Regions from separate parts of the Homo sapiens genome. Here region 2 is linked to region 1. A link is an interaction called in ENCODE POLR2A ChIA-PET data of the cell type or tissue named here. Cell type or tissue: Panc1. All regions are shown on one strand. Links, peaks and the distances in the headings refer to the core of each region. The heading gives the core; the rest is flanking DNA. Region 1 overlaps MAPKBP1 (mitogen-activated protein kinase binding protein 1). Region 2 overlaps TYRO3 (TYRO3 protein tyrosine kinase).

Region 1 (5,377 bases), core at 140-5,139:
GCAGGAGAAGCTGATTTCGTATGCAGATGGAGGAAGAGGTAAGGAAGGCGTCAGACTAGAGGGAGAGGGAATGAAGGACCCAGTTATATTAATAGTACAGTCATCAGCACGTGCCCAAGTCCAGAGAGCAGATTTAACAGCTTTTACAGTGCCTGGTACAGCCCTTCTGCCCTCTCTTTCTCTTCCACAGTTATCAGAAAGGCAAGAAAAGGAGTTATCTCAATGTAAGCATGCAGAATTCGGGTGGGGGTGGAGTTGTAGTTTTTTTTTTTCCTCTAAAGTCAGTCCTCTCTACAGTACTACAGCAAAACCAGAACCACAAACAAAGCTTTATGAGCTAAAAATCTGGTCATCAAAAGGATCTAATTCCTCTACACACCTGATTTTCTTAAACTCTTGCTTTTCTATTTTGTAACCAGTGAGAATATTAACTGTTCCTTATCTGGACTAAGTGTGCAAAGTGAATGTGTCTCCTGGAACAAAAAGGGGAGTGTGGAGGGCTCTCAGTGCCCCTACAATCACACAACTTATGCCATGAAACTCTCCAGGGAAGAAGGAAGGTTTCCTCAACCTATTCTCTACAAAATGCTCACTTCATGCCAACACCCCAGTTTAGGCCTTCAACACATTCCTGGATATAGCAATGGATTTCTAATCAATTTCCTTACTATAGACTCTTTCCTCCCCTCCTCCAACCCATCAGCGTGTAATTTTTCCACAGCATAGCTTTGATCCATGTTTCTCCCCTGCCCAAAAACTTTTTCAGTCACTCCTTCCTGTCAACTAAATAAAATATAAATGTTTTAGCCTAGCATTAATGAACTCTGCCCTTCTCATAATTCTATTTCCTACTACTCACCTATTTGAATCATGTGCATCTGTCAATCTGGACTATTCATTTTTCTGGAAAGAAGCCTTGGGGCTTTATAGCTCATATGCTTCTTCTAACCTTCCCTTCCACTACCCTATACTGAAATCCTACCTTTCCTTCGAGGACCAGCTCAAATGTCACATCCCCTCTGATTCTTTCTGTGATCGCCTGGCCAGAAATGATTCCTTCCTCCTCCGTACTCTTACAGCAGCACCTAATTTGCATCATTCACATGGCATGCACTGCTTAGAACCTTGTAAAGAACTTCTATTCTTTATGGATTTGTCTTATCTCTCCTACCAGTCTACACACTCCTGGAGGGCAGAAGTTGTATCTCATATAACTGTATGCTTATAGCACAGGGCACAGTGTTTAATATATATTTGTTGAATCAATTTTTTAAATACTCAAAAACATTTTTAAAAAACTTAAAATCATGGCCGGGTGCGGTGGCTGACCCCTGTAATCCCAGCACTCTGGGAGGCCGAGGCGGGTGCATCACGAGGTCAAAAGTTCAAGACAAGCCTGGCCAACATGGTGAAACCCCATCTCTAATAAGAATACAAAAATTAGCCGGGCATGGTGGTACGTGCCTGTAATCGCAGCTACTTGGGAGGCTGAGGCAAAAGAATTGCTTGAACCTGGGAGGCGGAGGTTGCAGTGAGCTGAGATAGTGCCACTGCACTCCAGCCTGGGCAACAGAGCAAGACTCTGTCTTGGGAAATAATTAATTAATTAATTAAAATAAAAAACTTAAAATTTTTATGAATACTCTTTGGTTAATCTTATTAAGTTTTTTTTACCTCCTAGGGAATTCTTCAACTATTTATCAATGCCACCCCTAGAAGTTGTGGCAGGAAGTAAGATTCTGATGCCTTTCCAGAAAGACAGAGGAAGGCCTGAATAACATAATCCATGTGCCATACATGATTACAAACAGAACACTCTTATCCCTGACTTTAGTAAAGACATGCATGGCATGGCTCTTCACAAATCTGACCTAAGTTATAATTAAAGAATGTGTTCGCGGCCGGGCGTGGTGGTTCATGCCTGTAATCCCAGCACTTTGGGAGGCTGAGGTGGGTGGATCACAAGGTCAGGAGTTCAAGACCATTCTGGCCAACATGGTGAAACCCCATCTCTACTAAAAATACAAAAATTAGCTGGGCATGGTGGCGGGTGCCTGTAGTCCCAGTTACTCGGGAGGCGGAGGCAGGAGAATTGCTTGAACTTGGGAGGCAGAGGCTGCAATGAGCCGCGATCACACCACTGCACTCTAGCCTGGGCGACAGAGCGAGACTCTGTCCCTGCCCCCCACCCAAAAATAAATAAAATAAAATAAAAGCGACTATGTTGATCAAAAAGAGCTTTAAATGCCCTTGATAATCAGAACAGTGTTATCTCTAGGTGCTGGAATTATGGATAATTTTTCTTCTTCTTTATGCTTTTCTGTATTAGTTGTAACAAATCTTTTCAGAAAGCACATGTACTTCAAAAAGTATCAAAAAATATTTATCAAAGCTAACCAAGGAGATATTTTTGAAGATATTAGAAACTGGCCAGGCACAGTGGCTCACACCTGTAATCCCAACAGGAAAAAAATCTACTTTGAGAGGCCTAGGCAGATGGATCACCTGAGGTCAGGATTACGCCTGTAATCCCAGCTACTCGGGAGGCTGAGGCAGGATAATCGCTTGAACCTGGGAGGCAGAGGTTGTACTGAGCGGAGATACTGCCACTGCACTCCAGCCTGGGCGACAGAGCAAGACTCAATGTCAAAGAAAAAAGGAAATGAATTGTCTCAAATTCAACAAGCTAATCATTAATCTTCAAGAAAATATTTTTATGTCCTATTACTTCTTTAAAAAACAAAAAAAGCTTATTATACCTATATATATATATATATATATATATATTTTTTTTTTTTTTTAGACGGAGTCTGGCTCTGTCGCCCATGCTGGAGTGCAGTGGCGCAATCTTGGCTCACTGCAAGCTCTGCCTTCCGGGTTCATGTCATTCTCTTGCCTCAGCCTCCTGAGTAGCTGGGACTACGGGCACCCGCCACCACGCCCAGCTAATTTTTTTGTATTTTTAGTAGAGACGGGGTTTCACCGTGTTAGCCACAATGGTCTCTATCTCCTGACCTTGTGATCCGCCCGCCTTGGCCTCCCAAAGTGCTGGGATTACAGGTGTGAGCCACCACGCCCGGCTATACCAGATATATTTTTCAATAGCATTTGTGCATAACTGCTTTAATAAAATGAGCATACGGATTTTAAATTTTAAACATCTTAGATTTACATATGAAATACACATGTTTAAATTGGAGAGACTTCCATCTTTATTTTTTTTCTACTTACAAAAATAATGCAGGCTCTTTGTGAAAAATTTAAACATTACAGAAATATATAATGGAGACAGTGAAAGTCCATCATAATCTACTATCCCTCCCTGAGATAACCAATATTAACAAGTTTGGTATTTATAGCCTCATTTTTTAGTATGCATATACTAACATATATATATGTTTTAACAAAAATATAAATAATCATTAACATAAAAAAGTATTATACAATTTGCTTTTTTCCCCCATTCAAGATATCTTGTATACTCTTCCACATCAGTACATATAGATTAACCTCATTCTTTCTGGCAGGTACAAGGAATTTCATCTTATTGATGTACACCAATCCCCTACTCATAGGTACCTGGATAACTTCAAAATTTCACTCTTATGAATAACACCAAAAAATTCAATTAGATACACCTTCGTGCAGTATGAGTGTCTGCACAGAATAAGATGCCAGAATTATAACTGCTGAATCAAAAGGTATGAATATGCAAAATTTTCTAATAGATATTACCAAATTGTCCTCTAAGAAAGTTGGATTAATGTATGTTTTCACCAGTAGTGTAAGGGTATGATTGCACCTATATCTTCACATCTTCATGTATCTTTATTTTTTTAAGCAAAAAAAAATTTTTTAATAGATTATTTTACTCTGGTCACAACATTAGAAACTTAAATAACGGGTTATTTAATTAACACACGTCACATTTTCACTTGGCCTGTAAATTCTTAGACAAAAGGCTAATTCATTTCTCAAATTATTTGTCAATATAAATTAGACCCAAAAGAAAAAAAATTATTTCTACATCTAGAGAAGCTTTTGCTGTTAAAAAGCATGCTCATCACCCCGGTGGTTTCTAAACAGATAAAGAAAAAATTAGGACTCCCCTCTACTCCTGGAGTTCACTGGTTTGACATTTTAAAAAAATTCCCCCCAAAATCATAGTCATAGTCCTGAAATACATTACACACAAGTTAGTATCAAAAAGAATTTCTGCTAAGCCTTCCTTTTGGTCAGTATTATCGATACAAGTTAGAATATTGGCAAGAAAAAGGTACTGAAGATAGTTCACAATAAAAAGCCATGCAGAAAGGCTGATTAAAAATGTTGGAACAGAAGAGGCGAGCCTACAAAAAAGGACCTCTCACAAATGGAAACTTGAAGGAATAAAATCTTGCTAACAAATTAGAAGAAAATTCCTTGGTATTCTAGATATCTCAGACACTGATAGTATTAGCAACCCCTTATAGCTGTGAAGTTATTTAAAACTTACAATGTGTTTTCAAATTCATTAAATCTCATTTAAATCTCACAATGGCCCTGGGAGGGAGTCTAGACCTAGAACTCCTAGCCTCAAGCAATTCTCCCACGTCATGCCTCCTAAGTAGCTGGGACTACAGACATGCACAACCATGCCCAACTAATTTTTTTTTTTTTTTTTTTTTTTTTACAGATAGGGTTTCGCCATGTTGCCCAGGCTGGTCTTGAACTCTGGGACTCAAACGATCTGCTCGCCTTGGTCTCCCAAAGTCCCAGCTAATTTTTTTTTTTTTTTTTTTTTTGAGACGGAGTCTCGCTCTATTGCCAGGCTGGAGTGTAGTGGCGCCATCTCGGCTCACTGCAACCTCTGCCTTGTGGATTCAAGCAATTCTCCTCCCTCAGCCTCCCGAGTAGCTGGGACTACAGGTGTGCGCCACCACGCCCAGCTAATTTTTGTACTTTTAGTAGAGACGGGGTTTCAGCATGTTGGCCAGGATGGTCTAGATCTCTTGACCTTGTGATCCACCCGCCTCGGCCTCCCAAAGTGCTGGGATTACAGGTGTGAGCCACCACGCCCGGCCCAGCTAATTTTTTTAAAAAAGCTTTTAGAGATGGGATCTTGCTATGTTGCCCAGGCCAGTCTTGAACTCCTGGCCTCAAGTGATCCTCCCGCCTCAGCCTCCAGAGTAGCTGGGGTTACAGGCCCAAGCCACTGTGTCCAGCTCATATTAACTCTTGAGAAGCTCTTTTCACTAGCCAGTTCTAGGTTTGTCATGAGGCAGTATCTCAGTGACAGCTGCTGTACGGGCCTTACAAGAGAACCCAAAGCAGCCTGGAGAAAGAACATCATAAGCAGAAAGGACATGTTGAGAAAAGTCAGCAGCAGGTTATTATG
Region 2 (5,377 bases), core at 279-5,278, 200 kb after region 1:
AGATGGTTCGGCTTCTCCTGGGCAAGTTTTTAATATAACAGTTTACTGTGCAGTGCATGAGTCAATCCATAAGCGGCAGTATCTGACTAACCCTAAAAATTTCCTGAGTTCTTATTTAGTTTGAGGCAAGGGTAGGGACACCATTCCCTCGATTCATTCAGGCCCTATTCTTCGCTTGTCTGCACTTATTAAGTGGCCTAAATATTTAACTTCGGGCTCTACATACTGAAGCTTTCTTTTTGAGACTCATAGCCCCTCAAACTGCAGATAGCTAAGAATATGTGTAGAGAAGTCAGTTACCTTCTCTATATCTTCACCAGATATAAGAATGTCGTCTACGTACTGAAGAAGGCATATTTGTTCTAGTATGACAACTTTTTCTAGTACCTGTTCTAAAATTTGGCCAAAAAGATTAGGAGAGTCTATGAACCGTCGGAGCAAGACCGTCCATCTCGATATTGCTGTTTCCGCCCTGAGTGGCGATCCTCCCATTCAAAAGCAAATATATTTCGGCTATCTTCAGCCAGGGGACATGCCCAAAAAGCATCCTTCAAATCTATTATGGTAAACCATTGATGATTACATGGAATTTTGCTAAGAACCGTGTAAGCATTGGGGACAATGGGGTTGGTAGTCTGGACTATTTGGTTGATAGCTCTAAGGTCCTGTAGTAGCTGGTATGACCCATCTGATTTCTTGACTGGCAGTATTGGGGTGTTATAAGGGGACATACAGGGCTCGAGAAGCCCATCCTTAATAAGGTCTTTGATTATAGGTTTCAACCCTATCCTACCTTCTAGGGGAATAGGGATTGCTTCCTTCTTACTACTTCTCCTGGGGTTTTTAGCTTGATGTGGATCGGAGGGACTTGGAATTTCCCTCGGTTTCCTTTTTTGGACCAGACATTAGGATTAATATATTTTTCATCGGCAGTGGTGAGTAGATTTAATGAGGTGAGGAATCCTCTTGGGCTGACTTGTAGACCTATGCCCAACTTTAACATTAAATCCCTCCCCAGTAAATTAGTTCCTGCTTAGGGGATTAACAAGAACTGAATATAAGCTGAGCGATCAAAATTTATCAATTTATCAAAAAGGTTGTGATAAGTTGGTTCTGTCTAGGCAGGAGGCAAGGTGAACACCTTGGGCGGTTACATTACTGGAAAGGAGTCCCAGTCCAGATCCCAAGAGAGGGTTCCTGGATCTTGCAAAAGAGAATTCAGAGCGAGATCATAAAGTGAAAACAAGTTTATAAGGAAAGTAAAGGAATAAAAGAATGGCTACTCCATAGACAAAACAGCCCCAAGGGCTTCTGGTTGCCCATTTTTATGGTTAGTTCTTGATGATATGCTAAACACGGGGTGGATTATTCATGCCTCTCCTTTTTAGACCATATAGGGTAACTTCTGATGTTGCCATAGCATTTGTAAGCTGTCATGGTGCTGGTGGGAGTGTAGCAGTGAGGACGACCAGAGGTCACTCTCATCGCCATCTTGGTTTTGGTGGGTTTTAGCCGGTTTTTTTACTGCAACTTGTTTTATCAACAAGGTCTGGCCGGCGCAGTGGCTCATGCCTATAATCCCAGCACTTTGGGAGGCTGAGGCCGGAGGATCACCTGACGTCAGGGGTTCAAGACCAGCCTGGCCAACATGGTAAAACCCTGCCTCTACAAAAATACAAAAATTAGCCGGGCCTGATGGTGGATGCCTGTAATCCCAGCTACTCGGGAAGCTGAGGCGGGAGAATCTCTTGAACCCAGGAAGCAGAGGTTGCAGTGAGCCGAGATTGCGCCACTGCACTCCAGTCTGGGCAACTGAGTGACAGAGTGAGACTCCATCTCAAAAACAAACAAACAAAAAACAAGGTATTTATGACCTGTATCTCGTGCTGACCTCCTATCTCATCCTGTGATTAAGAATGCCTTAACTTACTGGGAATGCAGCCCAGCAGGTCTTACCTTTTTTTTTTTTTTTTTTTTTTTTTTTTAAGACAGAGTCTCCCTCTGTCACCCAGGCTGGAGTTCAGTGGCATGATTTCAGCTCACTACAACCTCCACCTTCCAGGTTCAAGAGATTCTCCTGCCTCAGCTTCCCGACTAGCTGGGACTACAGGCGTTCACCACCATGCCTGGCTAATTTTTGTATTTTTAGTAGAGACGGGGTTTCACCATATTGGCCAGGCTGGTCTTGAACTCTTGACCTCAGGTGATCCGCCCGCCTCGGCCTCCCAAAGTGCTGGGAGACCGAGACACAAGAATCGCTTGAACCAGGGAGGTGGAGGTTGCAGTGAGCCGACAGCCACTGCACTCTAGCCTGGGCGACAGAGCGAGACTCTGTCTCAAAAAAAAAGAAAAGAAAAGAAAAGAAATTTTAAATAGTTTAAGGATCACATGTATTGTTTTCATCCACGTTATATGTTGTTATATACATTTCATTTTAATAAAGGGTTATTTCTGTCAACCTTAAAAAATATATTGAGGGAAAGTTTGTTTGTTGAATGGTAATGATTACCAAACATTCTGTGGTTTTTGGCTTTAGGGATTCCCTCGGACTCTTCATCTTCGTTTTGCCCCGTAGGCATTTGCTGACTTTGTTGGCATGTGGCATCCCACAGCTCCCAGCCCCACCACTAGGGCCTTTTCCACTTCGGCCACGTGGCCCCACCCACCTAGCTCTCATCTCCCTTCCAGGGCGCTTACTGTCTGTAGAGCGTCTTAGCTTTCTTCTCTGTTTTTCCTTAGTTTTCTTGACAAACAGGCAACGCTTTCGTCGTTTCCAAGAGCGTGAGCCCCTAGGGCGTAAAAACGGGAGGCTCACGGTTCTTTGCTATTACTCTGGGCCAAGTCAATACTTGTGGAATTAACTTTTACCACCAGAGGAGGCAAACTCAAAGACAGCTTTAACGAAAGAAGCGCGGGCATTCCGCGACGATGGAGTGTTCTCGGGCACCCTTGGGAGGATGGATCCCGTAGACCCGGAGCTGCCGGGCTCCCGCTCCGTGCGCGTCTGTCCCCGTCCCTGCAGGGGCCCCGCGCCCACGGGCCGCCACCGCCTGCGCCCGCCGCGCTCCTCCCCGCGGCCTGCAGGGCGCCGGCTCTGTCCGCAGCTGGGGCCCTTCTGCGCCGCGGACAAAGGCGCTGGTGTCCCGCCGGCCAGGCCAAGCCTTTCCCTGCCCGCCGCCGAGCGGCCTCGGCCAAGCCCCGGCGGGGCAAACCGGCTCGTGACCGCGCGTGTGACGCCCGCGTGTGGCCCCGCTCTCGAGTGGGCCGCAGAGGTGAGGATTCGTCCCGCGGGCCCAGCCCGCCTAGCGCGAGCCTCTCTGGCCGGAGCCCGTGGGTAGAAATGCCTGGGGCACAGCTGCGTATCCCACCAGGTGCTTCTGGGCTCGCTCGAGCTAAGTCCAGGCACAGCCTTCTGATTTGGGGCTTGTGGGGTTTTAGAGGACCAAATGTAAAATTATTTTCTGCCTTTTAATGATCCAGAGGCTTCCCCAACCTGTCTGTGGCTTAGGGAGGGCCCAAAAGGCTTCTCTCCTTTGCTCTTGCTCTACCCTGGGGAAAAACTGAGGAATTTGGAGAAAAGGGGAGGAGTGTTCTCTAAGATTTACTGAACTTTGGCCAATTGTCAGGAACTCTTCTAGGCCCTTAGATACTTTTAGTTAATTCTAAAAAGGTCTCGTGAAGTAAATATTACCAGTGTTTTCCCCTGTGCGCCCTAGGCACGCACTCAATACTCTCACCAACCACCAAATCGCCAGTTATAAATTTTACTAGACCCCTCCTTTCCCTTACCCCCACACCCAATTAATGAATATTCATTGAGTGCCTACGAAGTGCGAAAGCGCTGAGGATACCATAATAAAAAAGACAGGTCCCTGTGTGCACACAACTTATATGGAGAGGAAAGGGAAGGGGGAGAGATAATTTTTTTTTCTTTTTTTTTTTATGGAGTCTCGCTCTGCAGGCCAGGCTGGAGTGCAGCGGCTCAGTCTCAGCTCACCGCAAGCTTCCCCTCCCGGGTTCACGCAATTCTCCTGTCTCAGCCTCCCCAGTAGCTGGGATTACAGGCGCCTGCCACCACGCCCGGCTAATTTTTTGTATTTTTAGTAGAGACGGGGTTTCACTGTGTTAGCCGGGATGGTCTCAATCTCCTGACCTCGTGATCCGCCCGCCTCGGCCTCCCAAAGTGCTGGGATTACAGGCGTGAGCCACCGCGCCAGGCCTTTTTTTTTTTTTTTTTTTTGTGAGACAGAGTCTTGCTCTGTCACCCAGGCTGGAGTGCAGTGGCACAATCTCAGCTCCCTGCAACCTCCGCCTCCCAGGTTCAAGCGATTCTCCTGTCTCAGCCTCCAGAGTAGCTGGGATTACAGGCGCATGACACCATGTCCGACTAATTTTGTATTTTTAGTTGAGATGGGGTTTCACCATGTTGGTCAGGCTGGTTTTGAACTCCTGACCTCAAGTGATCCACCCACCTCGGCCTCTCGAGATAATTATAATTACAAAACAGGAAGGAGAACCCTGAAGACAAATTCCACAGGTGTTGGGGGCAGCGGCTTCATAACCAAAGGAGTGCTGACCTGGTCTTCGTCAGGAAGGTTTGCACAGCTGTTGCAATACTCTGGGTGAGAGAGGAGGCCTCAGGATGCTGATAGCTGGGGAGGGACCCATGCAAAAGCAATAGGAGAGTGGAGTTAACAGGACTTAGAGACAGAAAAGTCTATCCAGACTACTCCCCGCTATCCTCTGGTCCTCAAAACCTCTCAGCTACCCCTACCTTCCCACTCTGGGGCAGTGGAAAGATGGAGGAATTACGTAGATCCCTGGGTTTTCATCCCAATTGTGCCCCTCACCCCTTGCTTTGTGACACCATGAACAAATCATTCTTCTCTAAAGCCTTGGGAGACCTGTATTCCTTTCATGCCATGCCTTGACATAGTGTTCCTCAGACCTTGGGAGAACGTTGCAAAAAAAATGTACCACGAACATATAGGAAAACATTATACATTTATAGTAATTCAATTAGTGTAGCAGTGACACTGGCACATGTAATTGGGATGAACAGTCTAGCAACCAAAATAGATATGGGAGTTTAGATAGATCAATGAGGCTATATAGAGAAATGGAGACAGATTATTCAAGAAATTCTGGCTGGGTGTGGTGGCTCACACCTGTAATCTCCGCACTTTGAGAGGCCAAGGTGGGCAGATCGCTTCAGCCCAGAGTTCAAGACCAGCCTGGGCAACAAAGCAAGACTCCATCTCTACAACACTTAAAAACTGGGCCGGGCGCGGTGGCTGAAGCCTGTAATCCCAGCACTTTGGGAGGCTGAGGCGGGCAGATCACGAGGTCAGGAGATCGAGACCATCCTGGCTAACAT

The links. ChIA-PET counts read pairs that join two places held together with the same protein. Peaks named below come from ENCODE experiments on the same cell type or tissue, not always from the same donor. Only the 100,000 strongest peaks of a DNase experiment are listed, where the experiment ranks them.
Region 2: POLR2A ChIA-PET joins it to region 1 with 8 read pairs; 5 of 35 experiments call an interaction of 5 or more read pairs at or near these places.

The regions. Positions count from the first base shown.
Region 1 is chr15:41,784,188-41,789,564 of GRCh38, reverse strand. The region is part of intron 2 of MAPKBP1 (mitogen-activated protein kinase binding protein 1); the gene reads right to left. Among named protein-coding and RNA genes, the nearest start is that of MAPKBP1, 12 kb to the right of the region's middle. In Panc1, for the core only: no CTCF peak of the experiment used is centred there; no DNase peak of the experiment used is centred there.
Region 2 is chr15:41,583,198-41,588,574 of GRCh38, reverse strand. TYRO3 (TYRO3 protein tyrosine kinase) reads right to left here. Exons shown (of 19, transcript NM_006293.4): 19 at 4,986-5,377. Among named protein-coding and RNA genes, the nearest start is that of TYRO3, 27 kb to the right of the region's middle. RefSeq lists a silencer at 2,997-3,106. In Panc1, for the core only: CTCF peaks have their summits at 2,610 and 2,813; a DNase peak (open chromatin) is centred at 2,724; H3K4me3 peaks cover 1,083 bases; H3K27ac peaks cover 1,432 bases.